Regions from separate parts of the Mus musculus genome. Here regions 1 and 2 are each linked to region 3. The links are chromatin loops, found by intact Hi-C in ENCODE. Cell type or tissue: left cerebral cortex. All regions are shown on one strand. Each heading gives the region's core, and the rest is flanking DNA. Links, peaks and the distances in the headings are about the cores only. Region 1 holds the start of Zfp706 (zinc finger protein 706). Region 2 overlaps Ywhaz (tyrosine 3-monooxygenase/tryptophan 5-monooxygenase activation protein, zeta polypeptide). Region 3 has its middle 36 kb from the start of Gm41301.

Region 1 (11,017 bases), core at 1,266-9,265, 93 kb after region 3:
TAGTTGCTGTCTGGGATCTCCAATTTCTGATCCTTGGCTGTTAGATCATGTAATAAAGCAAGGCTTCGGACGTCTGGCTGCAAGGTTTGTGTGGGGAGCTAGCACTTCTCAAATGGGCTCACTTAAACAGGCCGTGTGATTCTTTGAGAGAACTGCAGTTTCAAGTAGCTTTAGGCATTTCTATTGGGTTGAGATAATTCCTAAGAAAATTCTTCCAGTGTCAGACTGGAGGTGAAGACTATCTGCTCCCTGGCTCAACTGGGATGGAGGAGAGGAAGAGGGCTTTCCTACTCAGCTTAAACTTTCATTGAACCCCACGCTTTTCTGCCTAGAATTGCTGTGTCATCTACTCTGAAGCATGGAAACCCTCAAACTGCTTGCCTACTTCTCAAACATTTTTAAGTTTTGTGACACAGGTCTTCCTTTCTGTCTTCTGTCTTGGTGGCTTCTTTTGAAACTCCTTTACCATCGCACTTAGTAGGCCCTCAAGAGAAAAGGCACTCATTCCAAACATGGCTGCACCAATAGTCACGGATATTTCTAATTTCTCTCATAATCCACTGCCTGTAATTTACCCATTCACACACGTATTGAGTACCTACTACGTGCCATGTGCTTGCTGGTTAATAAAGATATAGATCAGGAACACGGGGTGCTCAAAGCCTGTATGAGTGTAGCCGGTTTATCAAGCTAGAACCACCAAGTGAGGCAACTGTAGGTGTCAGTGGAAGGAAGGCTCTGAGGTGTCCTGTAGGCCTGCTAACCTAGTCTGGAGGGAACATCTGGGCAGACATTCATTCCATAAACATGTACTGGGCACCCACATCAGGCCAAGTGTTACATTAAATGCTGCCTACAAGCAATGAAATGGACACACAGAGAGATACCTCAGTTCTCCAATCCACAGCAGGCTGTGTTATCTTGGGCAGTTTGTACTTTAGTCTATCCTCACTCATGGACATCCAGTTGCCACAGGATCACTTATTAAAGACTTTTCCTACCCCACTGAGTTGTGTCTGATGCTAATGTTGACATTTATTTGGCTGCTTTGATGATTACAATGGTCGACTTGACGGGAGCTAGAACCACCTGGTGCAGGTGACCTCTATGTTAACCTATTGGGTCCATCTCAGCGGACATTCCATTACTGGGGTGTGGGGGCTGGAAACTTGCTGGGGAGGTCTGGAAACTGTTACTGAGGAAGTAGCTGAGGAAGTCTGGAATCTGCTGCTGACCAATCAATCATCCTTGCCTCAGGTCAGGTGGCAGGGCAGCTTCTGAGGCCTGGACTTGCCTGAAATTGCCCAGTTCCTGGAGACAGAGATTTAGGCCTCATCTCCTGAACTGCTAATCTGAAGCCTGTCCTGGAATCTGCCTAGTCTTCTCAATGGATCATGTTCTCTAACAGAGTCACTGTCCTCAGGTATTCTGTCACAGTGGTGGCAACAGTGGTGACAGGACAAAGCACAGCGCTATTATGAGGCTTTAACCCAGGACTCTCACTTCCATGCACTGATGTGTACAGCCGTCCTCCCTCTACCATGTATACCAAGGACCATAGCTTTGTAGTAAGTTTTGAAATTGGGAAGTATGTTTCATCAAGTTTTAAGAGTACTTTGTCGGGGATGGAGAGATGGCTCAGCGGTTAAGAGAATTGATTGCTCTTCCAGAGGTCACGAGTTCAAATCCCAGCAACTACATGGTGGCTCACAACCATCTGTAATGAGATCTGATGCCCTCTTCTGGTGTGTCTGAAGACAGCTACAGTGTACATTATATGTAATAAGTAAATACATCTTGAAATAAATAAATAAATAGTACTTAGTCTATTTTCAGCTCCCATAATTTAGATAGGGTCTTCAACATATGGAAAGATGCCAGCAGGATTTTGGTCAGGCCTACACTTAATTTGTACATCAACTTGTAGATCAATGCAGAGATTGCTGACATGGGTATATTTCTGAATCTTCTGACCGACAAAGTGAAGGCACCTTTGCCTTTCTGTTTACTTAGATTTTCTGCAATGTCCTTCATCAATGCTGCTTGGTATTCAGAATACAAGCTTGGAATCTCTCTTGGTAAGGCCTTGTCTAAGTACTTTACTCTTTTTGATGCATTTCTAATATCCCACATTACTGTTTAAACTTCTTTTAATTTTACTGAAATCAAGATTTGCCTTACAACCAAAAGTCATTATAGTTCAACTGGCAGCATGTTTTAAAGTGTCGCTGCACATAAACACTCAAGTCAATGGCTTCACAGAGTCAGTACAATCTGGCACTAATGTGAAGTAGCTGGAAAACATCAAGGCAGAAGTGAGCAACGGGCATCGGAACTGTCAATACAAACTCACAAAAGAGGCTGGAATGAGAGCTGGAAATGCAGGCGTTGTCTCAAGGGAGTGTGACATTCAGAGCCACGAGACTGAACAAAAAGCCTCAAGCAGAAGGTGCACAGGTAAGGAGGAGGCAGCGGAGCAACCACCTTCGCTTTTCCTACGGTTGTACGGTTGTCTCTAAGGGAAGCACCACAGAGACAGGAGCCCCTCAGGGAGACTGTTTTGGTTGTTATCGGTGTGGTTGTGTTGTTTGCTTTGTCTTTTAAAAGCAGGATCTGATACATAGCTCAGGCTGTCCTTGAACTCACTACATAGCCTTGGCTATCCATCTTCCCGCCTCACTCTCCTGGGTTCTAGGATTACATTATGTATTGAGAATGAATATGCTGGGAACTCACCAATCACCTCATCGCAGGAACCCAGCACGCATCCAAACACATCAATAAGCCTGTCATCTTTCATCTCCAGAGGCGCAGTTTCATTTCATGAGGTGGATTTTGGATAGCAAATCAGCAAGTTCTTGTTGCATACTATCTTAAAGTGACCGCCGATAGGCAGAAAAGGGAAAATGTTACCACAAGTGTCGTTAGCATTCATAATTAAATGCAGGAATGTGCACAGAAGCCTAAGTGTTCATGTCTAGATTGCTGTCACTTTTCTGACACTACACCAGCTGGTGGCAAAGCAGAGGCCCTGCCTTTTACCCACTGTCACCACACACATGCTCAAGCATACTCACTCCGGCTTCATACTTCCCCTGTATATTTCAAATGTCCTAAGCACCACATATAATTACCATTACACCATATTCTCTAGGTAACAGTGCTTAACAAGGGAGTGAGCCAGACTCCTTCAAGGATAAAAAGCATAGAGGAGACAAGAGACCTGTGTGGCAGGGTTCTGGGGCTTTTTGTTTTGTTTTGGTTTGGTTTTTGGTTTTTCAAGGCATGGTGTCTCTGTGTAGCCCTGGCTGTCCTGGAACTCACTCTGTAGACCAAGCTGGCTTCGAACTCAGAAATCTGCCTGCCTCTGCCTCCCAAGTGCTGGGATTAAAGGTGTGTGCCACCATGCCCGGCCTGAGTGGCAGTCTTAAAAAACAAAACAAAAAAAAGAAAAAAGCTCCAGCAGAAGGTGTGCGGGTAAGAGGCATAGCAGGAAGACATTGTGGAGTTTACTGCTGTGAACTCGGATTCCCCCAGGGAACATCTGTAAGTATCCTCAAAGACTTTTACTTTTCCTCAAGTGAAAATGGGGTGCTATTGGCCCCAGCCAGAAAGAAGGCAGAGCTACCACTAAACACCTAGTGACTCCCCATAGACCCCGGTTAACAAAGTCCTGTCCTGAGAGAGAGAACTAACTCCAGCTACAGCTTTTGTCAGGTTCCTGCAGGAGATATGAATTAAAAACTCAAGGGATACTAGCTTTTGAGTATTCCCCCAGGCCACAGGACAAAAAGCAACAAACCAATCCTACTTCACAAGACTTCAGACACCACCTCACCCCTGCAGATGTCACAGTCTAGTTGCAGTGTCCATTGTCATTCATGACTAGACAAACAGCTCTTTGTATTTCCCAAGTCTAGATCCTCCAAGACTCTCAACCCAAAAGGCAGATTAACACAACAGTAAATGTGGCCACCATTAATAACTATGTTATAGCTTCTTGACATGTCTGTTCCAAACCTGTCTCTTTAGACACATTCTGTTCAATATTGTTTTTTCAGCACTTTGTTGGTCACTGGCTATACAGTAATAAAAAGGAGATTACAGATTACCATCAGCAACAGTAACAAAACTTAAACACGTAACTACATTTTAATAAAGGCTTGTGAGCATAAAGTGAAATGAATCAAAGATGAGCCCACTTCAATCATGGCCCAGCTGCGTTGCACCTTTCTGGCTATTTTTAACAATACTGTGACAAGGTTATCATAGTACAAGTAAAGTAGACTATGCTCATAGTCAACGAATTCTCTGGCTACTGGCAGGCAAGTTTGAGATTCTGACTGGGCATGGCGACACATGGTCATGTAGCTCCTGTGGAGGTGAAAGGGTTCAGTTCTAGGACAGACTGAACCACATAGTGGTTTTAAGGCCACAAAAGCAGTATACCTATAACCTAATTAGATCTAATGGGGAGCAGCTTGTTGCAGGTACAGGGCAACAAATGCAGAGATTTACAACGCCATTTCTAACCACCACTAGATGTTAGAATTGCAATCGCTCTTAATAAGGTATCTGAAGTTCACAACGTGGTCTAAATCAAGTGGAGGCGGGGAACGACCTTTTATTCTTTCCCCAAGTATTAGCAATCCAATAGCCAGCCTGCACAGGCCAAGCGAGCACGTTAGGATTTAGCCGATTTTTCAGGCTCAAGTCTCCATCTATGTGAAAGTCCCTAGTAAGTCAAAATACCCTGAGCACGGAACCAGTGAGGGAACAATGGCAGCGAGTCTGGCAGGGGGTCATGGCCGAGCGGCGGCCACGCGGGGCCCCGGACGCGACTCCCCCGCCGCTCCGGCTAGCGCCTTACAGGGCTCCCGGCTGGCCAGGGAAAAACGAGGGCGGCGGGGCAAAGGCCAGGCCGGGTGAGTGAAACACGAAAGAGTGACTGCTGAGCCACTCGGCCGACAGCCGCCCGTAGACCGGAGGTCACACACCGCAAGGGCAGGGGGACACGCTGAGACGACACCGAGAGAGCGGGCGGGAAGCAGAGGGGCGGGCGAGGGCCCCGCAGTTCCCGTCTTAGGCCCCGCCCCCGCGCGCTTATGTAACAGGGGAGAGCTGCCATTGGCCTGCAGACCGGAAGGACGCGGGCATGCTAGAGGGGCGGGGCAAAGCCGCCGCAGGAAGGTGAGGGGCGGGACCGCGCGGGCAAGCAGGCGGCGCTGAGGCGACTGGGAGTGCGGCGCGGCGTGCGCGGGCACGAGCGACGGGCCTGCCTCGGGCTCAGGCGCGGCGGGCGCGCGCTGCGGCGGGTGTGCGAGGCGCGGGCTGTTGTGCTCCCGGCTCTGCTCGGTCCTTCCTCTGCGGGTGGCGGAGGCCCCAAGCGGTGCGGGGCTCGACCCTTCCTTCCCTACTCGTCCTGCCCAGCTCTTCTCGCGCTGCGCGGTCTCTCGGACGCCAGACCGGCCCGGCCCGGGTAAGCGGCGCCGCAGGACGCGGGAGCCGGGGCGGGAGGCACGCGGCGGCGGGAGGCCGGGGCGGGCGTCGGACTCCCGGCGGAGCGGGCGCGGGGCTGAGGGCCGCCGAGGCCTCGGGCGGGCCGGGCTGCAACCGTGGGGTTGAGTCTGCCCACGAATGGCTGTTGAGAGCTGGGATCGTGCCGCGGAGCCGACCTGGGCCCCTTGCTCTGGCTGGTTGCAGAGTGTGAGCCCATTTCCTGGCTCCCCGGCCTCAGAGTAAGTTGTTTCTCTTTAAGCGGCCCCTTAGGGCCTCCTTCTCAAGAGTCCTGGTATTCCAAGAACTCTTCCTGGTTCGTAGCTCATTTGCAGCCTCCTGGGAAAGCTAAAACTTTTATTAAAAATCAGCTGGTAACTGTTTGCAAACGATTTATTGCCTTTCAGTTTGTCCCACTTAATCAGGGAGCGATTTATACGTAAGATTTTGTCAAAAACTCGATGAGCTGGTCAAGAGCAAATTGTAAGTTGAACTGTCCGAAAGCAGGTGGTTGGATCGTTTGCACTTCTGCTTTCAGAAAGGAAATCTGTGCTGTCAGAAGTTAGGGGCCTGCCCCGCTCAGCTAGCCTGTTAGAACAGATCTCCTTTGCCTAGTGTTACATTTTGTGTTTATTGAAGCGTTTGCCTTTTTGTAACCGTTGGTGGTGGTAAAGAAAATGGGTTAAATCTTAGGTGTTCTGTTGTGTTTTAGGAGAAGCCCTAAACGCAAAAGTTAAAAAATAGTTTTTGCTTATCTGATGGCATTGTTTTTACAGCACGCTTCATGAAAAGGTTATCAAAGTAGCTGCTTTAATTTCTAGATGGCAAGGAAAGTTCTGGAATTACTGATGTGAGGTTCTGTAACTTAAGCATAAAACCCTTAAGATCTGTTCACCAAGTAATTCACATACATAAGCCATGCTTTATGGAAGAGTTAAGATGTTTTAGACAATCAGAATGATCTAGTAAAGATCTGATACTAAGACAGGGGGACATTAAGAGTGTTTTCAGGACTGGAGAGATGGCTCAGCGGTTACGAGCACTGTCTTCTCTTCCAGAGGTCCTGAGTTCCATTCCCAGCAACCACATGGTGACTCACAACCATCTATAATGGGATCTGATGCCCTCTTCTGGTGTGTCTGAAGACAGCGACAGTGTACCCATATATATTAATTTTTTTTTTTAAGGAATGTTTTCAAAGCATTGGTGTTCATGTATTGAAGACCCACCATCAAAATGTACTTTTAAATATGCCATTGGAACATGGTGAAGTGACACAGGCCTTAAAATCCCAGCCCTTAGGAGGCAGAGGCAGGCAGATCTCTGTGAGTTCCAGGCCAGCCAGAGATATGTAGTGAGACAACCCCCCAATATACTATTGAAACTTAGAGAATTGATACGGCATTGGTTTAAAAACACAAAAATGAAATATAATTTTCATGACAAACAGTTTATATTTGCCTTGGGTGGGAATCGAGTTCATATATTAGGCTGGCATATTAAACATTCTCATGGTTGGTGAAAGACTGGATGGACTTCCAGTTTGCTACGTAATACTAGTGGGAATGTGTCCAGTACGTGTGTGTTTGTTTAGTTTCCATTGTGGTGGGGGATGATGAGGAGAGCTTGATTGTCACTGAAACACTTTTGACTTTATATCCAGTAGCTAAAGAGAATTGCAGTCAGAAAAGGCCAACCCTCTTCATAGTACGGTCCCTTGTACATTCATGTCTTTTAGTAATTTCAAAGTTTAAAATGTAATTACAGTGCTAGTCAAAGTGGCATTGGACCTCATTTTAATGTGCTTCAAAGCACTACTCTGGTAGATGCTGGGTGAACAGGTTTAATTTGTGCTGTCTAACCAGAAGTCTGGTTTTAACAGGAAAATAATTCTTTTAAGTGACAATTGTTTTAACTCATTTTTGTTTACTCCAGGCCATTAGTAGTGAAGAATAGAAAGAACCTTTCAGCTTTGTAAAAGGTACCCTCACACCAGGGTTCTAATTTGTCTTTACAATGTGTGCGGCTGGGCCAGTGAGGTGGCTCAGCTGGTGAAGGCGCTTTCTGTCAAGCCCGAGGGTCTGAGTTAGATCCCCAGAACACAAGTTGTAGAAGAACACACTCACAAATGCTCTGTGGAGTATGTGTATCTGCGTGCACACAAATAAGTGTAGGCGTTTGTGTTTCTGTGCAGGAAAGTTTTCTTAAGGAAAACTCTGGATAGTACAATAGTTTAATGAAACTTCAGTACTAAAAGGAGTTGCTGTGTCCCTACATCTCTTTTCTAGGATTAGATGACAGCACTTATTTTAAAATGTGCAAATTGTAAGTCTCAGTAGTGGATGCTAGCAGGGAGAAACTACCTTTGTAATCAAATGACAAAGGAAGACTAAACTTTGGACTATCAAACTTTTGAAGGTTACATGTAAAGTAAAAGGAAGTAAAACCATAACTATATATACATATGCAGTAGGCATGGGAGTCTGTTGAGGGAGATGTGGTCTTGCTCTGTGGACCAGGTTGGCCAGGCCATGTGGTCTTCCTCCCTCTGCTTCCTTCCCAACTGCTCAGGCTGTGTGTTGATCTTTATTATTATTAAACAAACGCCTTTATAATCATTACCTGGTTTAAGATAAAGAATATTGTCAGCACCCTCGGAATGCTGCTTCTGTCACCGCCTCCCGTTCACTCCATAAATAGCACAGTGACCTCCTTAGCTGTGGATTTGCCTGTTTTGAACTTTATACAGGAAAGGCTTCTTTCCTTGACATAGAGATACAAACTTTATAGAAATAATTTATTCTGTTTGTTTTTGAGACTGGGTGTCTTTTTGTAGATCTGGCTGATCTGGAACTATACGTAGAATGGGCTAACCTCAGACACTCAGAGATCTGTCTGCCTCTGCCTGCTCAGTCCTGGGGTTAAAGGCACGTGCCACCACGTCTGGCTAGAAATGCCTTTTTTTTTTTTTTCTAATGCTGCCTGGCATTCCACTGTGTTATCTGTTTTTACCAATGATATTTGAACTGTCTGGTTTTAGAACAGGTTCTGTAAACATCCTTTTATACATTGATGTACATACATTTGATACTGTTGAGCATGCATTGTGAGGAATATACTCATTTGTCATCTAGCGGCATTGTGTGTGAGTTTGAGAATCCATTCACGCCACTTCCTGACCATGTCTGAAATTTACATGGTCAACTCTTATTGACTCATATTACTATGCTTAAATTGCTCTGTAGTAGAATGAAGAAGTCACTCTGGTGCCTAATCTTTTGTTTTTAGATATGGCTCGTGGACAGCAGAAGATTCAGTCTCAGCAGAAAAATGCCAAAAAGCAGGCTGGACAAAAGAAGAAACAAGGACATGACCAAAAGGCTGCTGCCAAAGCTGCCTTAATATATACCTGCACCGTCTGTAGGGTAAGGAGCCCAAGATGGCGCTTTCCTGTAGCTAGTTCTTACCCTGTAAAATGGAGAGGTTAAAGTTTCCCTACAACAAAATGGATGCCTTATTTGAACTAGTAGATGTGAGAGTGGTTTTTTTCCTAGGATATTATCTACAGTCACCCATTCAAGAAACATTTTTCCTTGGCCATGCACATTTCTCTTAACTGCTAGCTGGGAAAATGTAGGTAAAACAGTATCCTGCCCTTTGTAGAATAAAGGTGTCCTTGTGGAGTTTATAATCAATTCACTTTGGTTGCATTCTTAGTGTGGCTAAGGCTAAACCTTGTACAGGGCTGCCAAAAGTAACAGTGCCTGTATAATAGTTTTTTAACTCCATCTCCAGCAGATGCAGTGTGGACATATATGATACCACATATATTCACATTGAGAGCTCTTAGTAGAATTAACAAGTTTAAAGAGTTGTTTGGGAGTGTTTGCCATGTGTGAGTATCAAGGCAGGTGTGTTACCTGTAGTCACATGTTTAATCCACACAGCAACCACTGAGTTGTGCTGCTTCCTTCTCGATGTGCAGATGTACATGTTAAAAGTGACAAGCATAAGGTGTGCAGGTGATTCAGCAAGTAAGAGATAGGACCTGGGTCTAGGCAGTCTAGCTTTAAAGGATAGCCTCTGTGTGAGTTCACCACCCTTGAGGGTAAGGAAGTGCCAGAGGAAAAAACAGGGTTGGTCTGGTGTATAGATAGTCTTTTTAAGCCCTGTACTTGAATAAAGATTGTTGGTATGGATGGAAAGGGATCATGATACGACATGATTGCTAGACTGAAGTTAATCATTTGTTGAAATCTTCACAAATGAAATAGGAATTCCTAACTACATGAAGGTTCACTTGAAGAGAGGTGATCTCTAGCCTTGGTAATGGTGATGATGAAATTGAATGGCTTCTGATTTTTTTTTTTTAAACAGAGGAAAGGTGAAATTAAATTAAATTAAAGGTTAGTTAATAAAGACTTACCCTGACCTTTAAAGGTATATTTTGTCAGGTGTGAGTCTGTGTGTATGTACATGAATTAGTGTATGTGTGTGTGTGTGTGTACACACTTGCAGATATCAGGTGTCATCTGTAACCCTAACCCTGAACCCACGGCTCACCAGTTGGCTAGGCTGGCTGGCCGACCCACAAGCTGTGAGGATCCCTGTTTCTGTTCCAGTAGCTCTAGGATCGTTAAATGTGTGCCCTTGCCCGGCTTGTATGTGGATGCTGAGACTCCACATCCAGATCCTCGTATACCTGCTGGATCGTCTCCCCAGTCCCCGAGGGGAGTCACTGTTGTACTCTGTGTCACATGCAGCTAGGAGAACCTAGAATTGAGTTGGAACATAGCTCTCATAGCTCTCAGGCAGAGTAAGCTCTGGGCTTCAGTGTTGCTGGCAGGTAAGATGAGCACGATAGAAGCAAGGTTCTGTGAGAATTCATAGAACATGCTTAATGAGTAAAAGCTTTCTGTGTGCTATTAATGACATATAAAATACTTGATTTTATGTGGTGTTCCTCTTCATATGTGAAGTGTTAGGAACTAATTTCCTTTCTGTAAGATACTTTTTCGTTTACCAGTCACAAGTAGAAATTTAAAAGCATTTTGCAGTAATAGTCTAGCATAAGGAAGTTCAAAGTTTTTCAATTTTGCAGGCTACATGTATTGTTCTCCTACATAAAGTCTGCTTCTTTTCTTTTGTACACTTTCTAAATTAGACACAAATGCCAGACCCCAAGACCTTCAAGCAGCACTTTGAGAGCAAGCACCCTAAGACTCCACTTCCTCCAGAATTGGCTGATGTTCAGGCATAAAGTTGTTTACAGGTAATTGGTCTTTCTTTCTTTTTTTTTATATATATATATTTTGTTCTTTTTCTTTAAATATTTATTATATGTAAGTACACTGTAGCTGTCTTCAGACACTCCAGAAGAGGGAGTCATATCTCGTTACAGATGGTTGTGAGCCACCATGTGGTTGCTGGGATTTGAACTCCGGACCTTCAGAAGAGCTGTCGGGTGCTCTTACCCACTGAGCCATCTCACCAGCCCGTAATTGGTCTTTCTATTGGGGTT
Region 2 (11,017 bases), core at 1,978-9,977, 320 kb after region 3:
AACTTCAGATCTGGTGACTCATACCTTTCATCCCAAGCACTGAAGAGGCAGAGCCAGGCTGAGGTTAAGCCCAGCCAAGGCTACAGAGTGAAATCTTGGCTAGAAACAAAGCACTCCTCTCCCACCTGTACCCCCAATAAAGAGAGAATGGTGAAGAAACTATATTAGTTCTTTTTCTCATTGTAACTTTGGGAAGGGAAGGCTTATTTGGGTCCACCATTTTGAGTACAATCATTTGGGGTGACAGTAGTTCAAAGCAGCTGGTCCCGTTGTGTCTGTAGTCAGGCAGTAGGGATAAGCATTGATGTTCCATTCACTATCATCCCCACCCATGAGATGATGGTGCTGCTGACATTAGGGTGAATCTTGCCTTTGCAGTTAAACCTAGAATGCCCAGAGGTGTGTTCTGTTGCTGTGATAAAGCAACACTTAGGAAAGGTGTACACTGGATGCAGGAGCTGATACAGAGACCCTGGAAGGGAGCTGGCTGGCTCCAGGCTTGCTCGGCCCGCTTTCTTGTAGAACCATGTGCTCTCAACCATCCTAGTGCTGCCGCTACCCTTTAATACGGTTTCATGTTGTGGTCTCCAACTGTAAAACTATTTTTGATGCTACTTGGTAATTGTAATTTTGCTACTGTTACGAATTTTTCTGATGGGTCTTTGGTAATTCCTGTGGAGGGTTCCCAACCCACAGGTTGAACCACTTCTAATAGACAACTACCCACAATGAGCTAAGACCTCCCCCAAGAATCGATAATTAAGAAAATGCACTACAGCTGGATGTCAATCTAGGCTCCCTCCTTTCAGATAACTCTAGCTTGTGACAGTTTGCTATAAAACTAGCCAGAACAATTGACCGATCTCTTGTCAACTTGACACACATCACCGTTAAGCCTTAACCTTTTTCTTCCCCATGATCACATATGGGTATCAGTGTTTTGTTACAAACGTTTCAAAATTTAAGTTCCACAGCCTTTAAAAATTCAAACACTTGAAAGCTCAATCTCTTAAAATCCAAAGTCCTTGTAAAATTCCAAATTCTCTAAAAGTTCAAAGTTTCAACTGTGAGCTCCTGTAAAATCAAAAATAAATTGAATACTTTCTTAATTCAAGAGGGGAGGACCAGGACACAGTCACAATCAAACGGAATCCAAAGTTGTAAAGTATAAATAGATCAATGCCTACTATCTAGGATTCACTCACTGTCTTCTGGGCCCCTCCAAGAGTCTTGGGTCACTTCTACAGCTCTACCCTCTGCAGCACACACAGCATGTCTTCTAGGCTCAGTCTGGCTCCACTCCAAAGCTCCTGCTGTCTTTGTGGTCATCCCACAGTACTGGCATCTCCAAAATGCTGGGGTCTTCTGCTGAGACTGGCCTGTACTTTGACCAATGGCCTGTCATAGGCTCTCTTCAGTCCTGGGCCTTCAACTGCCACTGAACTATCTAGGTGACTGACTCTTAAACTACCAAGTTTCTCTGCCAGCTTATGCATGGTACAACCTTGGCTGCCCTGGAAACACAGCTTCCCAGGATACACTTCAGGAAATTTTACTTCAGTGATGTTGGTCTCTTAATTCATCATTGCTAATTTCTCATCTCTAGATAACTAGCATCTCTTGTTCCAGTAGAGAAAAAAGTTAAATGGTGCCTGATCTCTTGTTAGTCACAGCTGAGAGTTTTCTTCCCCAGCTTACCCAGACCACAGAATCTTAATTCAAAATAGCTGATATGCAGGGCTTTACTCTCTGGAACTTCATAAACTGGGCCTCCATGATCTGCATTTTTCTCAACACTTTTCTTCCAAGCTCCCACAGAGCAGCTCACCAAGCTTTGAACACTCAAGGGCTTTTCTCTTCAAAGTCCTTTCACAATTCTCCCCAAAACAATACCCCGCTATCCTGATACCAACTGCTGTCCTAATTAGGGTTACTATTTGTGTGATGAACACCATGACCAGAACAACTAAGGAAAGGTATTTATTTGACTTATACTCCTGTGTGCATTGAAGGAAGTCAGGGCAGGAACCTGGAGACAGGAGTTGATGAAAGCCATGGATGAGAGCTGGCTTGCCACTCCTAGCTTTCTCAGCATGCTTTCTTATCAGCACCACCCCCTGTGCTAGGCCCTCACCCTCACCCGTGAAAAATGCCGTACGTGCTTACCTGCAGCCTGATCTTATGGAGACATTTTCTTTAAGGAGATTACCTCATCTCAGATCACTAGCTTGTGTCAATTTGACAAAATATTTTTTTCTCCTTCAGCTCATTAATAATAATTTAGGGGACTTGAGAGATGGCTCAGTGGTTAAGAGCACTGGCTGCTCTTTCAGAGGATCCTGGTTCAATTTCCAGGACCCACATGGCAGCTCAAAATTGTAATTCCAGTTCCACTGATCTGAAACTCTTACACAGACGTAAATGCAGACAGAACACCAATAATGTACAAGGATTATGTAGAAATAATTTATATTTTTGCAGAATTGGATTTGACTTCTGGGGCATCTTTAAGTTGTGAGAGACTTTTTCTTGACTGTAATGAGAGCTTGTCTAGAAACAGCCATGACTGTATAATCTTGAGAGTACCAAGTAACAGACACTTTCTTTTGGCTCTAGGAAAAAGATGATCTTTGGCATATTCATGCTGAAGTGTGGGGTTTTCAGAGTCAAAATTAAGGATGTTCTAATGTCAACTAAGTTGGATCAGCATTAGTCCATAATCCATTGAACTTCTAGTAAGCTTAAGTTTGTTTAGGATGCTTGGGATTCCCTACTGTGTCTTCATCTTAGATCCCATAGCCTTCAGTACCATAACAGTTTCAAATGAAGGATAAATGGAGCTCATGTTTGTAGGGCTCCTAGAATAGCTGTCTCTGCTCAAGGCCAATTTGTTTTCTTGAAATAGCTTCTCCTGATCCTCTTGTGAAAACTACTGGTACCTTCAGTGCTGCCAGCTTACTGGTTCCACCTTTTTTCATTCATTTCCATAGATGTATACAGGACATTCCTGGGCAGTACCTAGTTATACCTTATTAAGGATAAATTTACTCTTAATTGTTCAACATGTTCTACACTTAAAAACTCACGTATGTGTACACACACACACACACCCATCTTTGAGAGTGGAGTTAGGATGAGTAGGATAATTTCCCACCCCTTTTAGAGCCCTGTGCTCAGGCTTGCTGTCAAACACCTTTGTCCCTCTGAGCCATCTAGCTGACCTCATATAAGTGTTTTGTTTTTTTAAGACAAGGTCTGGCTGTATGCCTGGCTGACCTCAGATTATTTTAGATATCAAGGCATGTGATACACTACACCCAGCTCTGTCTTGATGGCCAAAAATTATAATATCTCTTTAAAAAAAAAAGACTTAGTATTTTGTTTGTATAATGTCCTGCCTGTACCACATTTGTCTGTGCCAAAAGAAGCCAGATGAGGATATTGGATTTCCTGGGACTCCAGTTGTGAGCTACCATGTGGGCCGTGGGGGACAAGTCAGGTTCTCTGTAAAAACAAGTGCTCTGAGCCATCTCTCTCTAGCCATGAAAAGAGTTTTTTAGTGCTGTGGCTAGCTGGTCATTGACTTGGGCTTGATCTTTTCTCAACAGTTAAGAGCCACTCACTGGCTAATCTTCAAGAGGACTCAGGTAATGAAACTCAAGTACATTACTGTCATCTACATGGTAGCTCAGAACTCTCTGTAATTCCAGACCTAGAGGATCTGACACCTTTTCTTGGTCTCTGCTGGCACCAAGTGTACATGTGTACAACATGTAGGCAGGCAGAATATCTGTATGCAAAATAAATTTAAAGCTAATAAGAATCGTAGCTCAGTTTAAAGTGACATGCTTGGATCCCAGTCAACCCAGAGGCCAGTTGTTTTGGCAGAATAAACAACTTTAGTTACAGTTAAGGATTCACATACTTGGAACCATGCTCTTTTTCCGTAATGGCTCTCCTTCCAGTTGTCCTTAGCTCTCATCTGAGAGCATTATCATCAGACTCTTTAATCATATCACAAAGATAATGATATGCCCCACAGAGGACATTTCTGTGTGGATTTTTATGGTAAGGAGTGAAAGTTAGGATAGTTGCGCAGACTTAACGGCCCTATAGTTAATATTTATTGAGTGACTGCCCATTATTTTGTAAACCCTGTGTCATAGAAAAGAAGATATAAAAATCTTCTGCTTCTAAGTCTCAACTAGAGAGGAAAATGACTTGTACACAAATAGAAGTAAGGCAGGGGAAGCTGCTTCAACATTTTTTTAAAGATTTGATGGGGGAAGAGCTGGGAATTTACAGACTAATGTGTGCAGGTTATAAACACTGTTAAAGTGTTGGGTTGAGGATGCGGCTCATTTGATGAAAGAAATGCACTTGGGTACCACCCTCAGCCCCAGCATAAAGGGCATAGTAGCTGTAATCCTGGCATGGACCTCTGTGGGTGATGGCTGAAGGGCCAGAAGTTGGACAGCCTGTGTCTTGGAGCTAGTTTCAAGGCTAGAGCCTGGGACAAAGAGACTGTCAAGCATCAATCAAACAAACAAAGGTCATATGTTAGGTGCCGTGTTCCTGTAATCCCAGCACCCCAAGCAGGAAATAACAAATTTGAGGTCAGTTTGAGCTATATGTGGTAAAACCTTGGCTCTGAAAATGAAACTGTAAAAAGAAACTGAAGACAAACATTTAAAATGGTGCTGGAGAGATGACTCAGTTGATAAAACACGTGCTATGTAAGCAGGAAGACCCAAATTCAGATCCCCAGCTCCTACTGGACTGTAGACCTCTCCTGGGGTGGAAGAGTCAGACAGATTCCTGAAGGTCACTGGCCAAGCCACCCAACTCAGCTGGGGTCCAGGTCTGTTGACAGACCCTGTTACAGAAAGAAGGAAAGAAAGGAAGAAAGAGGTGGAAGACACCTCAAGTTGACCCCTGTTCTGTCCGCGCACACAGCTTTATGATGAAGTAAGTGCTTGGTAATGGGACCTTGTTTTATGAGGCCCATGGTTATGCTGTTTGCAAAAGGGACCTTGCAGAGGAGGGTGTCAGAATACTTTATCAAGAACTGCTTGGTGAGTTGGTGTCTGGTTTTACCTATATTGATTAGTAGTAAAGGTTTGCCTTATAGTTAGTTGGTTAGTTATTTTGAGGCAGGCTCTCATTCTGTAGCCCAGGCTGTTCTTAAATAGAAATCCTGCTTTAGTGCAAAGCCACCACAGGGTTGTTTAGCAGTAGTTCCTCCCAGTTCTGTTTTTTCCCAGTGTTTACCCTGGGCCCAGTGACCCTGAATAGATGATCATGGTAACTTCCATTCAGAGGTCGTCTCTGTGTCTCCCTCCACCACCAACTGGTCAGAAACACCTAAATGCATTCCATCAAGCATTCAATTTTGTAAAGATGCTTTGCTTATTAAATTTTTGGCATAAACTCCTTTTTGTGGTATTTTAGGGTGCTGCCCAAGGAACTACTCTATCAGCGCCCTTGTTGGTTGACATGTAGTGACGGTCTGCTATGTGCTTATTGTTGGGAATGCATTGGAGTTAGTCACCCTCTGTCACCTTCTTCATTTCCTCATGTCAGATCTTTAAAGGTAGCAGCTGTCCATGAGACCTCACACACAACATTCAGTGTTGCCATAGGAAGCATTGTTAACATGTTTTATGAACACTTTACTAAATGGTTAGTTTGGAGCAACTGAGGTTACAGTTTGTAAGCACTCACCCCTTCAGCCACAAGGGGGAGTAAAAGACTTAAAACTCAGAAACAGTGGATAGGTTAAATTCATAGCTTAGCTTTCTAGTTAAGATTTTAAGAGAACTAGAAATGATGGTAAATCCTGTAGGGTAAAGTGCTGGGGAAAGTTTGCGTGGGAAGACTTGCACAAGAAATGTTAACCATGTTTTTGTAAAGTAGATTGCCTCTTTGGGGGTATTTAGTACTAAATGATGTGATGGCACAGAGGCAGAGGCTCGGTCAGGTTTGGAGGCTCACTCTCACTCTGAGTCACATTAAAGTTCAGCTGCGTTTTCAAATTTTAGTTTATTAGTTTTAGGGATCATTTTAGTGTGTTTTTTATTTGTGTGTGTATGTATTGATTAAAGTCTTTGAAGTCCTGCTCCTCCTGCCTCTACCTCGCAAGTGTTGGCACTTCCATATCCAGCTTTTTGTGTTTTGAAATAGGGTATAATTCATACCAAAGCTTGGGCTGGCCTCAGACTTGAGCAGTCTTCCTCCCAAGTGCTAGGGTTATAGGCACAAGCACCAACCCCAGCTTAGGACTTGTTCTTGCTAATGTGTTTCCTTCATGACCATTGATGGCAGTTCTTGCAGTAAGTGTAGGAAGTGAGAACTGTCCTCCCAAATCTTACGTTTACAGGTGCATCATTGCTTCTGTGCTGTCTCTGAAATTTTGAAATACAGAAATAAACTGATGTAGGAAGAAAGTGAAGCAAGCTCTTACAGTCTTTAGAAGCTCTTGATACTTTAAGGGTTTCTCTTTAAACAAATATTTTAACTCTGTGCGCGTGCGTGCACGCAGTCGTGCACCTAAACCACAGGACACTTTGCAGGAGTCAGTTTTCCTTCAGTGGAGGTCTGAAACATTGAGATCATGCCACCAGTCTTGGCATGAGGCCTTTAGCCAGCGAGACATCTTACCTGCTTGCGCGCTCTCTCTTTCTTTCTTTCTCTCTCTCTTCCTTCCTTCCTTCCTTCCTTTCCCCAAATGTGTGTCTGTTCATCACATGCATGCCTGGTACCCTTAGAGGCCAAAGGATCCCCTGGGGACTGGCGGTCCTGATGGTTGGGAGCCTTGGTTATCTGGAAGCGCAGCCAGCGTTCTTAACCAATGAGCCATCTCTCCAACCTCAATTTTTATGATTTAACCAGGAGTCTAACAAAATTGTTCCCTTAAAGGTTTTACCTAAATATAATGTTGACCCATTGTATTTATTAGATGGTTCCGGAATTCTATTCCCCTGCACAGCTGACTTACTGTCTGTTAGCTGGGCAACTTTTCCGGCAGCTTTTTATGGTCTTGGTGTTCCTTTCCTGGCACACGGTTTGCTTGCATTTGTAATTCTTTGTCACATGACTTCAGGCTCTCTTTGGGGCAGAGGTTCAGGTGTGGTGTCACATTACAGTGAGCAAGCCATGCTTGGGAAGTGTGCTTTGTCCTGCTACAGCACCAGCACTGCAGTCTGTTGGTACAGTAAAGGGCTTTGACGGGAAAAACCTGACTGATGGCCATTGTCTCAAAATCGGCCCACAGGAGGCCTGAGAATACCCAGGTCTCATCAAACAAAACCTTTAAAAGTATCCACTTTTTTTTTTTTAAAGGGTAAACTATAAATTACTTTGTTAAAAGTTGTGTGATCTATATGGGCTGGAGAGATGACTCAGCCAGTAAGAGCACTGACTGCTTCCAAGGTCCTGAGTTCAAAACCCAGCAACCACATGGTGACTCATAACCACCTGTAATGAGATCTGATGCCCTTTTCTGGGGTATCTGAAGACAGCTACAGTGTACTTACATATGATAAATAAATATTTTTTTTAAAATTGTATGATCTAAAATGTCTTTGCTCTAAAAGGGGGGGCAGGGGAGGAAATGTGCTCTCAAATTTCTAGGAAATCTGAGGATTCATGATTGATTGGGGATACTTTTCCTGGGATAAAATGGAAAGCAAACCTTGAAATTAACGTAGTGAAACAAGATACTTGTGCTACCTCGATGACCAGTTTCTCACTGGTCTTTGTTGACCTTTGGTCTAGAGAGTGATTTCCTCTGTCTCATGCAAGTGTAGACAGCCTGCTATGTGGCTGCAGCTTGGGAATGCTTGTGCTTGCTCTGACACCTCTGTGTCCTCCAAAGTGAGCACTTGGGGTGTCAGAGACACAGAATATTTTTTTTTCTCTTAGGAAAATATTCATTATCTGATAGAATCAGCCTCAGTTTATATTGTATCTTAATTGTTTAAAAATTAAATAGTGAGCTTTGTTTATTTTTGTATTTGAGAGATGGGTCTTTAAGGTACTAAGATAATAAAAATTTTTCTACTGAAGCTTGTTGTAAAATTCTTGTTTTTAAAGTAGGCTGTTGAAGAATTCATTCATTGTAATTCAGTCAGAATTTAATATTTGAGTGTCTTAGAAGCAGGCAACATGATGGGTTTTGGGTAGTGGTGTTTAGCTTATAAAATTTAAACCCATGAGACCCTACTACTCTACCTTATAGTAGGGTGGAGGCATGATCACTTGAGCCTATGAGTTCAGTTTACACCTGGGCAGTGTTGAGGTTGTAGCTTAAAGAACAAAACTGACTGCGTGAAAGTTAAAAGGTGTAAAATTGTTTTAATAATTGTACCTACTCTAAGAAAACAAAGGACAAACTAAGCCTTCCATTTTCTCTATCTTCCAGTAACACTAGTCCCTGACTGCCTTACAAAGGATATGTCCTTGTTCTCCTTAAACTAAAACCTTTGGAAGTAGACACAATAGAGGTGAAACTCAAGTGCCTATAAAAATTAGGTTTAGGAAGAATGTGTTAGCATTAAAAAGTATTTTAGCCCACATTTTTATTTCCTGTTCTTTGGAAGTGGGTGGACAGTATAAACAGTTGCTGTATTTTAAGGTGAGCAGCATGTAGCACATGTGACTAGAAAGTTACAGGCATTAGCAGTGATATGCAGGCACTTGAGAGTCATTCTTCACTCATCCTCCTGTGCAGTCATGACTATTTCCATGACAGTACAAGCAATCAGCATTATTGTCTATTATCTTACTGTTTTCTGTGTGGGGTGTTTTGTCTGTATGCATGTGTTTGCACCGTGTGCAGCCTGGTGTCCTTGAAGAGTGGCCAGATTCCCCTGAAACACAAATAGTTAAGGAGCTGCTATCTGGGTTCTATGCACTCACAGTTTAAAAATAAAACATTATATAGTCTTTGGAAGTAGGAGGTTAATTGATAGCCTTTGTACTGATAGCTTTTTCTGTGAGGAAGATGGAGAAATGCAGCTGTCACTCTGGCCACATGAATAGATTCCCAGGCCCCAATACATGCTAGTACCTATTGTAAGTTGAAAGTTACTTTTTCAAATGATTTTGGTTGCTGTTGGTTTGAATAAAAAACTCATGGTTCTGAGGGCCTGTGATTATCCCCAGAATATGTGTGTGTGGCTTTTGTGCATCAAACTAGATGCTTTGTTCATAGGGTCCTCGTTTTATTTCAGAGAGCTTTAGACATTGCTGTGCTTATTCTAAAATGGGTGTTTTGATAGACACACTGAAAGTTAAGTGAGTCACTTAAGTGGGGAGGCTGAGGGATTGCTGTTGATCTGTTACTGCAATTCCCAATAAGGGGTTTGGCTTGGTTTGGTTGGTTTTGGTTTTTCAGAAGGGTCTCAACTGGAACTCTGAAGCATGCTCTAGCTAGACTCAACTGGAACTCAGGAACCGGCTCCTCTGCCTCTTAAGTGCTGGGATTAAAGATGTGTGCCACCACTGCCCTGCTCCTGATATGTTTTTTAGGAATACAGAAATTACTAATAAAGTAGGTTGCTAATTCCCGTGAACATTTATCAACACTTCCCAAAGGAGTATCTGTCCAGCTTTAGGGTTTTCCATTACACCCTCCACACATGCAAGTCGATTCTGTGGCTTTGCTAGGCCAGCACAGGGTCACTGAGATACTTTCCTAACCTTTGGGTGACCTGTGTTGCCTTTAAGTGTTGAGATTACAAAGGTGCGCATGCCAGCTGCCACGTTTGTACATTATGAGGGATAGAGTCACTCACTCTTAACCGTATCTTTATGGCCTATCTACATGCATAGATTAAGCAGTAGGATTAAAATTTGTTCAGTTCTGTCCTCCATCATTGGATTATAGATATTCAAGAATCTCGAGTCTTTTCGGAGAATAGAAACCAGAATCTAGGCACACTTCTTGTAAGAATTGGCATATCTGGGCTTCAGCCCAGATGAGCACGGACATCACTTTGATTTCAAAGCAGTGGTGTTCAAGGAAGTAGGTATGGTGAGAGACTGACTTTTATTTATTCACTCTGTTCTACCTTTTTCTCTCCAATGCAGTTACATTATTTGTTTGAAGTTGGTTTTATTTAGTATGTAACAGTTCCAGTAAGCTCTACACTAATAGTTTTAAGCAAAGCTACAGAATGAAAATTTCCATTTGTGAGGATCTGTAAATAAGAAAAATAAATTGCTATGATGAGATGAAAGGGTTTTTTCCATCTGGCCTTTTCCCTGCCTTGATTTACTTGTTGATTTAATTTTTGAGTTAGTGTCCATTTGCAGTCTAGGCTGGTCTCATCCACAGCAATCCTCCTGCACCAGCACTCTGAACTGCTGGGTTATTAGAAAAATTAAGGTTTTGTTTTGACTTTTACAATTCAGTCTCTGGTGTTTGCTTAACTTTGGTTTGTAAGTGTTGTCTCCTTACTATTTCTGTTTCTTTTCTTCTGAAGTCTCTTTTGGAAAAGTTCTTGATCCCCAATGCTTCGCAACCAGAAAGCAAAGTCTTCTATTTGAAAATGAAGGGTGACTACTACCGTTACTTGGCCGAGGTTGCTGCTGGTGATGACAAGAAAGGTAAGCTGGTTTTGCTTGGCTGAGCTTACATGAAGCAGTTCTGGTGTGGATGCCCACCCTTTGAAGTATTCGTTCTTCCTTCAAGCACTGAGGTGCTGGCTATATGTAGGGCTCTTACTTTCTCTGTCTTGTGTCTTGCCTATTTTGGTATTTTAAACTTGAAGCTTTTTGAAAAGCTATTTGTATAAGAATGTTTCCTCACTGTCTGCATAGGTGTAACCCTAGAGTGGAATGAGGAAATCACTAGACAATGATTGGATGGTTGTGTGTAAGGGTGTTTGGCCTGCACGTGTCTGTGCACATACACATGCCCAGTATTGTTGGAGGTCAGAGCAGCGCAATTGGATGCCCTGGAACTGTAGTTACAGACTGTTGTGAGCTGTCCTTAGGGTTCTGGGAATTTTGA
Region 3 (11,017 bases), core at 1,347-9,346:
GAGAGAGAGAGAGAGTGTCAGAGAGAGTCGTTCTCCTTATATGAAAAATGACATAACTAAGGTAAAGGTGGGAGGTGAGCCAAGTGGATTCTGGATTCTGGGAATATGGTGCCTGTTGTCTTGGCAACAGGTCTGCAGGTTGTGCTGTCACCTATGTGACATCATAGGTTTGGGAAGTCCTGATGCCAACAACTATAATTGGGAGAAAATTCAAAGACACTTGCAGGGTATTTGGCATAATTCTAACACCTCTCTGGATATTTTAGCTTTGAATTTAAAGAATAGTACTCCACTGAGTTTTGATGCTGTGGATATTGTTGATAAAATTATTCATGGCGGGGATGGAAAAATTATTCATGGCTTAAGGTCAGTATTTTCATCTTGGTCAAGCTTCAAGATTGGCTTATATAGGTTTTTTTTTTTAAGATTTATTTATTTAATTATATGTAAGTACACTGTAGCTGTCTTCAGACACACCAGAAGAGAGCGTCAGATCTTGTTACGGATGGTTGTGAGCCACCATGTGGTTGCTGGGACTTGAACACTAGACCTTTGGAAGAGCAGTCGGGTACTCTTACCCACTGAGCCATCTCACCAGCCCGGTTTATATAGTTTTATCATGTTGGCATTTCTTGTACTGGGAATACTTTTATTCCTGCTCATTTTCATAAAACTTGCCTTTAACAACATCAACATGTTGGCAACCAAAAATACATGGCTTGAAACTTAAAATGGATCCCCAGAGAATGCCATTAATTTAGCAGGATGTCAGTCAATGACAGGTAAGATTCTGCACACAGCCTTAACAACCTAAGACATAAGTGCATAGTTAGGGTGATGCACTTTACTGCAGAGCTGCAGATTTCAAATGCAGCGGTGTCATGGAGCCTCGCTGATGGTGTCTCTCCACACTTGGGGCTCTGTCTGTGCGAGGCATTCCTTTAAGGTGTTTGTTTTTAACAGCACCTAGAAAGCAAATATTTATGAAACAGACAGAAGAAAGATTGAATCAGGGAAAAATCTATTGATGTCTGTTGACTGCCAATGCACACACACACACACACACACACACATACAAGGCACTATGACATGCAATTTTGTTTAGTTTCATAGTAATCCTGAACTGATGATCAGGCACATAACTTTAAGAGATAAATTAGAGATGGAGAGAAAAGGTAAATAATGAACACCAGTGAGAGACAAAATCTTTTGAGTTCGGACTCCATCTTAGAGAACCTGAGGGCTGGAGAGATGGCTCAGTGGTTAAGAGCACTGACTGCCCTTCCGAAGGTCCTGAGTTCAAATCCCAGCAACCACATGGTGGCTCACAACCATCTGTAATGGGATCTCTTCTGGGGTGTCTGAAGACAGCTACAGTGGACTTACATATAATAATAAATAAATTGACAGTCACTGGACTGCATAGTTTACTTATATTCATGACCTCCAACTCCCAAGAATCTTGGACCTCCCAAATCTCAAGTCTGCCATACCATAAAAGACTGATCAAGGGGGTGGGGGAGGGCACTGACAAGGCTTCCCTGTGAACATAATATCTCCCTACTGTGACGTAGTCTAGAACATAAAAACTCCCTACTGTGACATGCTTCCATGCCCACTCTAGCCCACACTAGAAGCTGATTTTCTATTTGTTCCTTCCAACTGTGGAGAGCGCCTGGCATAACACTCTAGGTCAGACCCTGGTTCAGCTGGGATTTAACACCTCACGGGGAGGCACACTTGTTACAGGCTGACATGTGTCCCCTGCACGTGACACCACAGAGTACAAACCCCCACCACACAAGGAGCCTATGCTGAGGTGAAGTGCCCTCAACTCTCCTGAGATTATGTCCATTTCCATTATAGCAACATGTGGGGGCCAAGTGGGGATCCTAAATATGTTAGATTGTGTGAATTCACGCAGGCATTCACATACACACATGCAAACGAGACAGAGAAGATACACAGTGCGGATTCCTCCTCAGGCTGAGGGTGAATCAAAGACCAAGCTCATCCAAGCTGAGTGAGCAGAAACGAGGCTTTGGAGACTTGATTAAGCGAGCCTAGGGTAACCCTTCCAACAGCTGGGTCCCCGCCATTCTCAATCCTGGAAACTGATTAAAGACCGAAAGTCAGTCCTTGATGTGGCCCCTTCATTCTTGCCCCATAGCAACAGATGTTGAAAGACAGCAGGGGCTCCCACTGAACTCATCATTGGCTTTTTTTTTTTTTTTTTTTTTTTTTGCTTGTTTAAGTTATTTGAAGATTCTCTAAGTCGATTACCCTGACTCAGACCTAAAGAATTTTCTCTGCCAGGGCACTCCAGTCGAGTCAGCCTGTCAGGCAGGGATGCCTAAAAGCTGCTCATGAGGCAAAAAGAGTTTCAAGGAAGCTCTCCTCCTGGAGTCTGGAGTTCTCTTAATTCTCCATTCCTGCATTAGTCTAGTGGATGGATCCACGTGCTCTCTTTATTATAAGTGCCTTTTAAGATTAAATTCTGACATAGCTAAAGCCTCAGTGTTCCAACAGTCCTAGAACGCCCTTGAGCTAGACAGTGACATTCAGAGTAGCCTCTGGTATTACACTATCAATAAAAGCCAAGTCGCTCCCATATACAGGAATTTACAATGGTTTAGAAAGTAGATCGGGATGTGGTTTTAGAGTATTGCATTATTCATGAGATGGTTAGCTAGATCGGAACTCCCTAGTTAGAACCATGACTTGGGTGTGAAAGCCCTTGCCCTAGGAGTGTAAAGACCTCACACCTGGCTTCTAAGACTATAGCTGACCTTAGATAGAGCTGACTTTGTCTCAGTTGTTTTATTGCCCAGTTCCTGCCAGTCTTTGCATTTTCATTCCTCTGTTCTGTGTAAGAGTCATTAAGCATCTGGTTACCTCATTTGTACCTTGCGAATATGTCACTCAACTTCCTTATTGTCTTTTGCATAAAAAGTCTGATGCTCGATTTGACATTACATTCAGATTCCACACGAACTCTCCTGTGTGCGTCTGTTTGTCACTCATCCTACGCTTTGTCCACCCGCAACTAGAGACCCGTTCCACGCAGACAAAGGGGCCCAGAGGGTCTGTGGCATTTCTCTATTCTGGTTTTATGTTTGTGAACCATGTGAAATCTTAACCACTGTATTGTGTTAGCTTCGCAAACACACACACAAACTGCACATACACAATGGTGTACTTCAAGCAGCTGGGTGTGTCCTGCATGCCCTTGGCCAGCCTTTCTTTCCAGCTAATCCACGGATTTAGCCTTTGAGGGAATTTTAGACTAACCCTAGTTTACCATTGTCCAGAAGATGGTGCTGTGGCCTGAGGGAAGGCAACCTGAAGGTAGAAACTGGCACTCTCTCTACCCCTAACAGCAGGCTTTTCTCTCAGTCTGGAGTCTGCATTGCTACATCCTCCTTTTCTCTGAAATCTTACAAACATTATTCATTCACCACAAGCCTGTGAATGTAAAATGTACAAACTGTGTAGCTATGTAGCCATTTGTCAGCAACAGCTCAGGACTTGCTCTGGCCCAGGCCTGATTCTAAGGCCTGGGGTGGGGGTGGGGGTGGGGGGTAAAGCAGACAGTTAAGTCTACACATGTACAAGAATTTTCCAATGGCTTAGCCAAACAACAGAAAGCAGTCTGGACTGCTTGCTGTCCTCAGATACTCAATTGAAAATAAGCAGGCTTTTTGTTTGTTTATTTGTTTGTTTTGTTTTTAGAAACAGAGTTTCTCTGTATAGCCCTGACTATCCTGAAACTTACTCTGTAGACCAGGCTGGCCTTGAACTCAGACATTTGTTTGCCTCTGCCTACAGAGTGCTGGGATTAAAGGCGTGTGCTACCACCACCCAGCTAACAAGCAGGCTTTTAAGGGGCAGGTGGGCAAGTATTTGGGGAGAAGTGACGTGTAGCACAGAGGCCTGAAAGTCTCCAGCTAGGTAACCCCAATGCATACATACCCCTTTCTGTTTAAGATTTATTCTTATTGCATGTATGCATGTGTCTGTAAGGTGATGCAGGATCCCCTGGAGACCAGGAGAGGGCAGTGGATCTGCTGGCCCTGGAGCTGCAGGTGGTTGGGAGCTGACTGGTGCTGGTTTGGGGTCCAGACATGGGTCCTCTGTGGGAGCAGTAGTGTTCTAACCACTGAGTCATCTCTCTAGCCCCTAGGGGAACACTTTATAGTGCCACCTCCCCTCATTTGTCCTGGTCCCCAAAGCCACAGCTCTCTTTCACTCTACTCAGTCACAGAAACTTTAAAACATACAAGACAGAGAAAGAGCACTCAAGAGAAAGTCAGTGTGTAGTACCACCCAGCTTCCAAGGTCACTAACAGATGGCCAGCCTTCTGGGGCTGCTCTCCATGGCTCAGAGGCCAATGTCAAAGAGCCGCTCTACTGGACAATCTGTTCCCTGTCTGTGCTAACTTCCAGAGGCTGCCCACTGCTTCTGACCATTCCTTCTCCCACTAACCACCCTGGTCTCCTGCGTCCCAGTTATAACGGTCCTTATGGTCACATTGCATATGGCCAGGCAACTTGAGATAAGCTCTGTATTTCAGCATCCGTAACTACCCTATCTGTAAAGTCAATTTGACTCAACTCCACAGTTGGGATTAGGAGGTAAGACAACTTTGTGGCCAATTTTGAGCTTAGCACAGGAGAGGGGAAAGCTATCAGATATCCAGACTCACAACCACCTCACAGCTGTGTCCTCTCTGAAGGTCTCTGTGGATGAATAACTGATAACAGCCACTGTGCTCCGGGAAACCTATCGATGGCCACTCATTTGAGGGGAGGCATCTGGGAACCTTTTGGTTTTGTAGCAGAAAATATGTAGCTCTTTTCTCTTGTGCATATGGAAATTTCTTAAAACTGTCAGTGTCCATTCATAACTAGCTGAATGGTTATCGTCATCACAGGAGACTGGTCGCGGGCTGATGCTATCTATTCTGCTTCTATTATATCGGCTCTGTGTCTACTTGGACCAGATCCGAGCATTGACTCACTTTGACAGTTGAAGATCACTGCTGCTGGGTACTTGGCTCTTCATGTAAGAAGTCCAGCTGCCGTGCTGGAAGGGAAATGTCTTGTCTTACAAGGGATTGCCCTGACTGGGTAGTAAAGGAAAGAAGGGACAGACAATCAGGTAGGTCGTGCTCCCTCTGCTGGAGCAGCACCATTACTGCACAGCAACCCAGAACCTAGGCTTTTTTTTTTTTTTTTTAAGTGCAGCATAGTGGGAGTGGCTCACTAGTCTACGTAGATCTCTCTGGAGAGGAGCAGTCTCAGGCTGCAGTTATCCAGCATGATGAAGCTGCAGTTGCTCATTTCTGCACATACTGCACACATCTCACTGAGAGAAAAAGACTTTACCATTCCTCCATTTCACCGGGGCGGGGGCGGGGCGGGGGCGGGGCGGGGCGGGGTGCTGCTCCCCGTGCATCTGAGGCTGTGGGGTTTTTGACATAGCCTATCATGTCAACAACACACACTCACTCAGAGCTTCCCCTGCTTCCACACAGGGTTACCTTGGTTACTAAGAAATGCAAAGGACCCAAGTCACATGCTTATCAGTTGCCTTCTGTTGTGATAAAACTCTGTGACTAAAAGTAACTCAGGAAGGAAGAGTTTCTGTTGACTTACGGTTCCAGAGGGGAGAATCCATAATGGTGAGAGAGTCCTGGCAGCAGGCAGCCTTAGCAGGGAGCTGACAGGTGACATCTTCTACTGTAAACACAAAGCAAAGAATGAACTGTAGTACTGGAAATGGCTAAGCTATAACAAGCTTTTTCCTAGGCTCCATAATTCCCCTCAAACAATGCCACCAACTGGGGGCCAACTATTTAAATATGTGAGCCTATGATGGACATTTCTTAGTCAAATCACCACAGCGTCGTAATTGTCCCTACTAGATATACGAGCAAGGCCATTGCTCTACACCAGACCAATGGTCAGATGGACAATACCGTATCAAGGACGAGGAAACCGCCAAGGCACGTTCTCCCAGAACTCCTGATCCACAGAGCAATGAGTGATAGGAAAGGAGATGCAATATGAAGCCCTCTATCTTGGGGTTGCTTGTTACACAGCAACAGTGATCTCATTGGAGACTGTTACATAGTACACTGTGTGCTAGCTGCATTCTGTAGATCCTGGGAGTAGAAACTGAAGGGTGTCCAGCATCAAGTCCAAGTCCACCTCATAGACAATGCTGGGCTTCTTCTCCCCACACATGAAAGGCTGATGAGTCAGCTTACAGCCAAAGCAGGGACCATGGTCAGGGAGGGCGGGTCAACAGAACTGCTTAGGGTGGCAAATGGAAGACAAACAACTCTGTTGTGTCAGAAAGCCTGTTTCAGCTCTAGTTACAAGGGTGTAAGTGGAGAATAGCAGTTCTCTGCTTCTTTTAATATTGTCTCTAAGTGTGGGTGTTATTAAAGGTTTGACATAATCTGATGTTACATTCTAACTCATTTTTAATATTGAACAGAAGAAAAGGCCAGGGGAATAGTCTTTACCCTCCTGAGAGTTTGAGAAGTAACATATTACTTGCTAATGTATTATGCAATCCATGTGTTATATAATTTACGGACAAGTTTATTCCTCTCCTGTCCTAAAATGACCCTTCTCTCTTGTTTGTCTTCTCTGCTTCACATGCAGTAATGCCTTTCCTACAGTGTGGTAAAAACATGTTTTCAGACTGTATGTGAGTCTGAGACTGCTTATTTTAAAGTCGTTTTCAGAAAGATATAAACATGCATGCAGGCACTCACACATGAACACATTCTTTTCTTGTGTATTAAGATTCCAGTGTTGATATTCACACAGGAACACACACACACACATGCACGCACACACACACACACACATGCACGCACGCAAGCACGCACGCACGTGCGCACACTCACACGTACACATGCACTCCTTTCTTGTCTAGTAAGATTTCTGTGTTGATATTCTCCCAGGAAGTCATAGAGAGTTCCTAGAGTAGCGCATGAGTGTTACTTACTAGCCAGCCCATAATAGGTCAAAGCAGAAGGGAAGGGAGGGCACTCACATAGGTACAGACAGAAGCCTAGGAAAGCAGGACGCCACAGCCACAAACGGGTGGAGGTGGGTAACTCTCCACTTTGGCAGACCGTCTGACTATGCTAAGTTGGTCTTTCCTGCCTGGAGAATGGAGGTACAGCTTCTGTGTGCCTGAAGTCATCTGAGGAAGACACATTGAGTGCCTGCTGCAGGTCCCACAGCCAGCCCAGGGGAAGGTGTCCTACTCGGACTCCAGGAGGGATGCTTTGTACTAATGCTGAGAATTCAGTGGTGACCAGGTGGATGGAGAGGCCTGAATCCTGTAGCATCATTAACCTCTGCTGTGCACACAGAGAGGCCTACAGTAGCAGACACCTTCTTGAGACCACCAAGCACACCGTCAGCTCTGAACAAATCAGAACGCAAGACCTGAAGTTCTAAATTCAGGTTGTATGTTGTTTTCCAAGTCTTCAAGCACCATCTAGTGAAATTTTCCCCATTAAGACCAATAAGTAGTTATAAAGCATGGGCTTTTTTTTTTCCAAGACGGGGTTTCTCTGTATAGCCCTGGCTGTCCTGGAACTCACTTTGTAGACCAGGCTGGCCTCGAACTCAGAAATCCGCCTGCCTCTGCCTCCCGAGTGCTGGGATTAAAGGCGTGTGCCACCATGCCCGGCTAAAACGTGAGCTTTAAGTGAATGTTTAGAAAGGACAAAGTGATGGGTCTCTATTTCTACCCACACCCCCTATTGCAGCTGTTATTCTAAGCCACCAGTCTCCTAAATAAACTCGACTTTTTTTGCTTTGAACCAAAAATTTCACTTGAAAGCCAGACAAGGTTGAAATGGTGACCTTTTTGGATTTGCTGAATTCTCTGGACCCATTCGTTATTAGTGGGTACAGCACAGAGCTACAAGACAGAGTTAAGAAGCCTGGGAAGAGAACCCTGAAGGAAATATACTTTGGTTCAGCTGTGCGGTGTCTTTGCAGTCAGTCTTCTCGTGGGGGCGCTGCAATCATACACGAGAGTCTCTGACTGTGCCTTGAGTGTCAGGGAGGAACAATTCTGCCTCACTTACTCCAGTGTTTCTTTGTTTGACTTTGCTTAAGTTATATTTTTATTAATTCTTTAAGATGCACATACAATATATTTTTATCACAACCTCTCTCGAATCCTCTTAAATCTTCCCTCATCTCCGTACCTGTTGGGAGCCGCCCCCACATTCGCCGTTACAAGATGGCGCTGACAGCTGTGTTCTAAGTGGTAAACAAATAATCTGCGCATGTGCCAAGGGTATCTTATGACTACTTGTGCTCTGCCTTCCCCGTGACGTCAATTCGGCCGATGGGCTGCAGCCAATCAGGGAGTGACACGTCCGAGGCGAAGGAGAATGCTCCTTAAGAGGGACGGGGTTTCGTTTTCTCTCTCTTGCTTTTCTCTCTTTCTTGCTTTTTCTCTCTCTTGCTTTTCTCTCTCTCTTGCTTTTTCGCTCTCTTGCTTCTTGCTCTCTCTTGCTTCTTGCACTCTGTTCCTGAAGATGTAAGAATAAAGCTTTGCCGCAGAAGATTCTGGTCTGTGGTGTTCTTCCTGGCCGGTCGTGAGAACGCGTCTAATAACAATTGGTGCCGAATTCCGGGACGAGAAAAAAACTCGGGACTGGCGCAAGGAGGATCCCTCATTCCGGAACCAGAACTGCGGATCACGTTTATAAAGGTTCCCGTAACACAGACTGTTGAGAAGGATTCAACTGCCGAATTCAGAACTCATCAGCTGGGGAACGACGGTGATAAAGGTTCCCGTAAAGCAGACTGTTAAGAAGGATTCAACTGTATGAATTCAGAACTTTTCAGCTGGGGAACGGCGGTAACCCGTAAGTATAGCTTTACAAGATAAGTCTGATCTTGAACTTTCTAACGAAATTCAAGACAGTCTATCAGAAGTAAAGTGGAATATGTTTGGCCTTGAATTTTTTCTGGTGTTAGGAGCCCTTTTGTTCCTTTTCACATGTTATATAGTGCTTAAGGCAGGGCTAAAAATTCTAGAGGAAATTCAGGACAATCTATCAGAAGTAAAGCGGGGAGAGAGAGTAGGAACAAAGAGAAAATATGGTACACAAAATAAGTATACAGGCCTTTCCAAGGGTCTTGAACCCGAGGAAAAGTTAAGGTTAGGTAAGAATACCTGGAGAGAGATTAGAAGAAAAAGAGGAAAAAGGGAAAAGAAGAAAGATCAATTAGCGGAGGTCTCTAGGAGAAGGAGCCTGTGCTCTGAAGAAACAGACTGGGAGAAAAAAGCGGCTCATTATGAAAGAAAAGGATACCAGCCGCCAAGTAAAGTGCTAACTAGTCATTTAAGGAAAAAGCCAAAAGCGGCTGGCGAAGGCCAGTTTGCTAATTGGCCTCAGGGCAATCGGCTACCAGGTGCACTCCCGCCCTATGCGGAGTCCCCGCCCTGCGTAGTGCGTCAGCCCGTAGTGCGTCAGCAATGCGCAGAGAGGCAGTGCGCAGAGAGGCAGTGCGCAGACTCATTCATTCCCAGAGAGGAACAAAGGAAAATACAACAGGCATTTCCGGTCTTTGAAGGAGCCGAGGGTGGGCGTGTCCACGCTCCGGTAGAATACTTACAAATTAAAGAAATTGCCGAGTCGGTCCGTAAATACGGAACCAATGCTAATTTTACCTTGGTGCAGTTAGACAGGCTCGCCGGCATGGCACTAACTCCTGCTGACTGGCAAACGGTTGTAAAAGCCGCTCTCCCTAGTATGGGCAAATATATGGAATGGAGAGCGCTTTGGCACGAAGCTGCACAAGCGCAGGCCCGAGCAAACGCAGCTGCTTTGACTCCAGAGCAGAGAGATTGGACTTTTGACTTGTTAACGGGTCAGAGAGCTTATTCTGCTAAACCTGATAAGAGGTATCAATGGAAGGTCTTACCACAGGGGATGTCCAATAGTCCTACAATGTGCCAGCTTTATGTGCAAAAAGCTCTTTTGCCAATGAGGGAACAATTCCCCTCTTTAATTTTGCTCCTTTACATGGATGACATCCTCCTGTGCCATAAAGACCTTACCATGCTACAAAAGGCATATCCTTTTCTACTTAAAACTTTAAGTCAGTGGGGTTTACAGATAGCCACAGAAAAGGTCCAAATTTCTGATACAGGACAATTCTTGGGCTCTGTGGTGTCCCCAGATAAGATTGTGCCCCAAAAGGTAGAGATAAGAAGAGATCACCTCCATACCTTAAATGATTTTCAAAAGCTGTTGGGAGATATTAATTGGCTCAGACCTTTTTTAAAGATTCCTTCCGCTGAGTTAAGGCCTTTGTTTAGTATTTTAGAAGGAGATCCTCATATCTCCTCCCCTAGGACTCTTACTCTAGCTGCTAACCAGGCCTTACAAAAAGTGGAAAAGGCCTTACAGAATGCACAATTACAACGTATTGAGGATTCGCAGCCTTTCAGTTTGTGTGTCTTTAAGACAGCACAATTGCCAACTGCAGTTTTGTGGCAGAATAGGCCATTGTTGTGGATCCATCCAAACGTATCCCCAGCTAAAATAATAGATTGGTATCCTGATGCAATTGCACAGCTTGCCCTTAAAGGCCTAAAAGCAGCAATCACCCACTTTGGGCAAAGTCCATATCTTTTAATTGTACCTTATACCGCTGCACAGGTTCAAACCTTGGCAGCCACATCTAATGATTGGGCAGTTTTAGTTACCTCCTTTTCAGGAAAAATAGATAACCATTATCCAAAACATCCAATCTTACAGTTTGCCCAAAATCAATCTGTTGTGTTTCCACAAATAACAGTAAGAAACCCACTTAAAAATGGGATTGTGGTATATACTGATGGATCAAAAACTGGCATAGGTGCCTATGTGGCTAATGGTAAAGTGGTATCCAAACAATATAATGAAAATTCACCTCAAGTGGTAGAATGTTTAGTGGTCTTAGAAGTTTTAAAAACCTT

What was found. Peaks named below come from ENCODE experiments on the same cell type or tissue, not always from the same donor. Only the 100,000 strongest peaks of a DNase experiment are listed, where the experiment ranks them.
Region 1: a loop joins it to region 3, with 12 times the contacts of the local background. A loop is called at or near these places in 5 of 42 quality-filtered maps.
Region 2: it touches region 3 in a loop (3-fold over the local background); 3 of 42 quality-filtered maps call a loop at or near these places.

Annotation. Positions count from the first base shown.
Region 1 is chr15:37,001,590-37,012,606 of GRCm38, reverse strand. Zfp706 (zinc finger protein 706) reads left to right here and starts at 5,205. Exons shown (of 4, transcript NM_026521.4): 1 at 5,205-5,479; 2 at 8,785-8,921; 3 at 10,661-10,768. The coding sequence starts at 8,787. The coding sequence ends at 10,756. It overlaps LOC115488529, which reads right to left and starts at 6,901. Exons shown (of 2, transcript XM_030248876.1): 1 at 6,897-6,901; 2 at 4,134-5,751. The coding sequence starts at 6,901. The coding sequence ends at 4,803. In left cerebral cortex, for the core only: CTCF peaks have their summits at 1,751 (motif pointing left) and 6,641 (motif pointing left); DNase peaks (open chromatin) are centred at 5,154, 5,782 and 6,038; H3K4me3 peaks cover 2,256 bases; H3K27ac peaks cover 1,973 bases.
Region 2 is chr15:36,775,840-36,786,856 of GRCm38, reverse strand. It overlaps Ywhaz (tyrosine 3-monooxygenase/tryptophan 5-monooxygenase activation protein, zeta polypeptide), which reads left to right. Exons shown (of 7, transcript NM_011740.3): 4 at 10,488-10,611. Among named protein-coding and RNA genes, the nearest start is that of Ywhaz, 13 kb to the left of the region's middle. In left cerebral cortex, for the core only: a CTCF peak has its summit at 5,727 (motif pointing right); DNase peaks (open chromatin) are centred at 5,746 and 6,279; H3K4me3 peaks cover 1,597 bases.
Region 3 is chr15:37,094,654-37,105,670 of GRCm38, reverse strand. No RefSeq gene overlaps it. Among named protein-coding and RNA genes, the nearest start is that of Gm41301, 36 kb to the left of the region's middle. In left cerebral cortex, for the core only: CTCF peaks have their summits at 3,317 (motif pointing right), 4,043 (motif pointing right), 5,184 (motif pointing left) and 8,058; DNase peaks (open chromatin) are centred at 3,352, 5,154 and 5,573.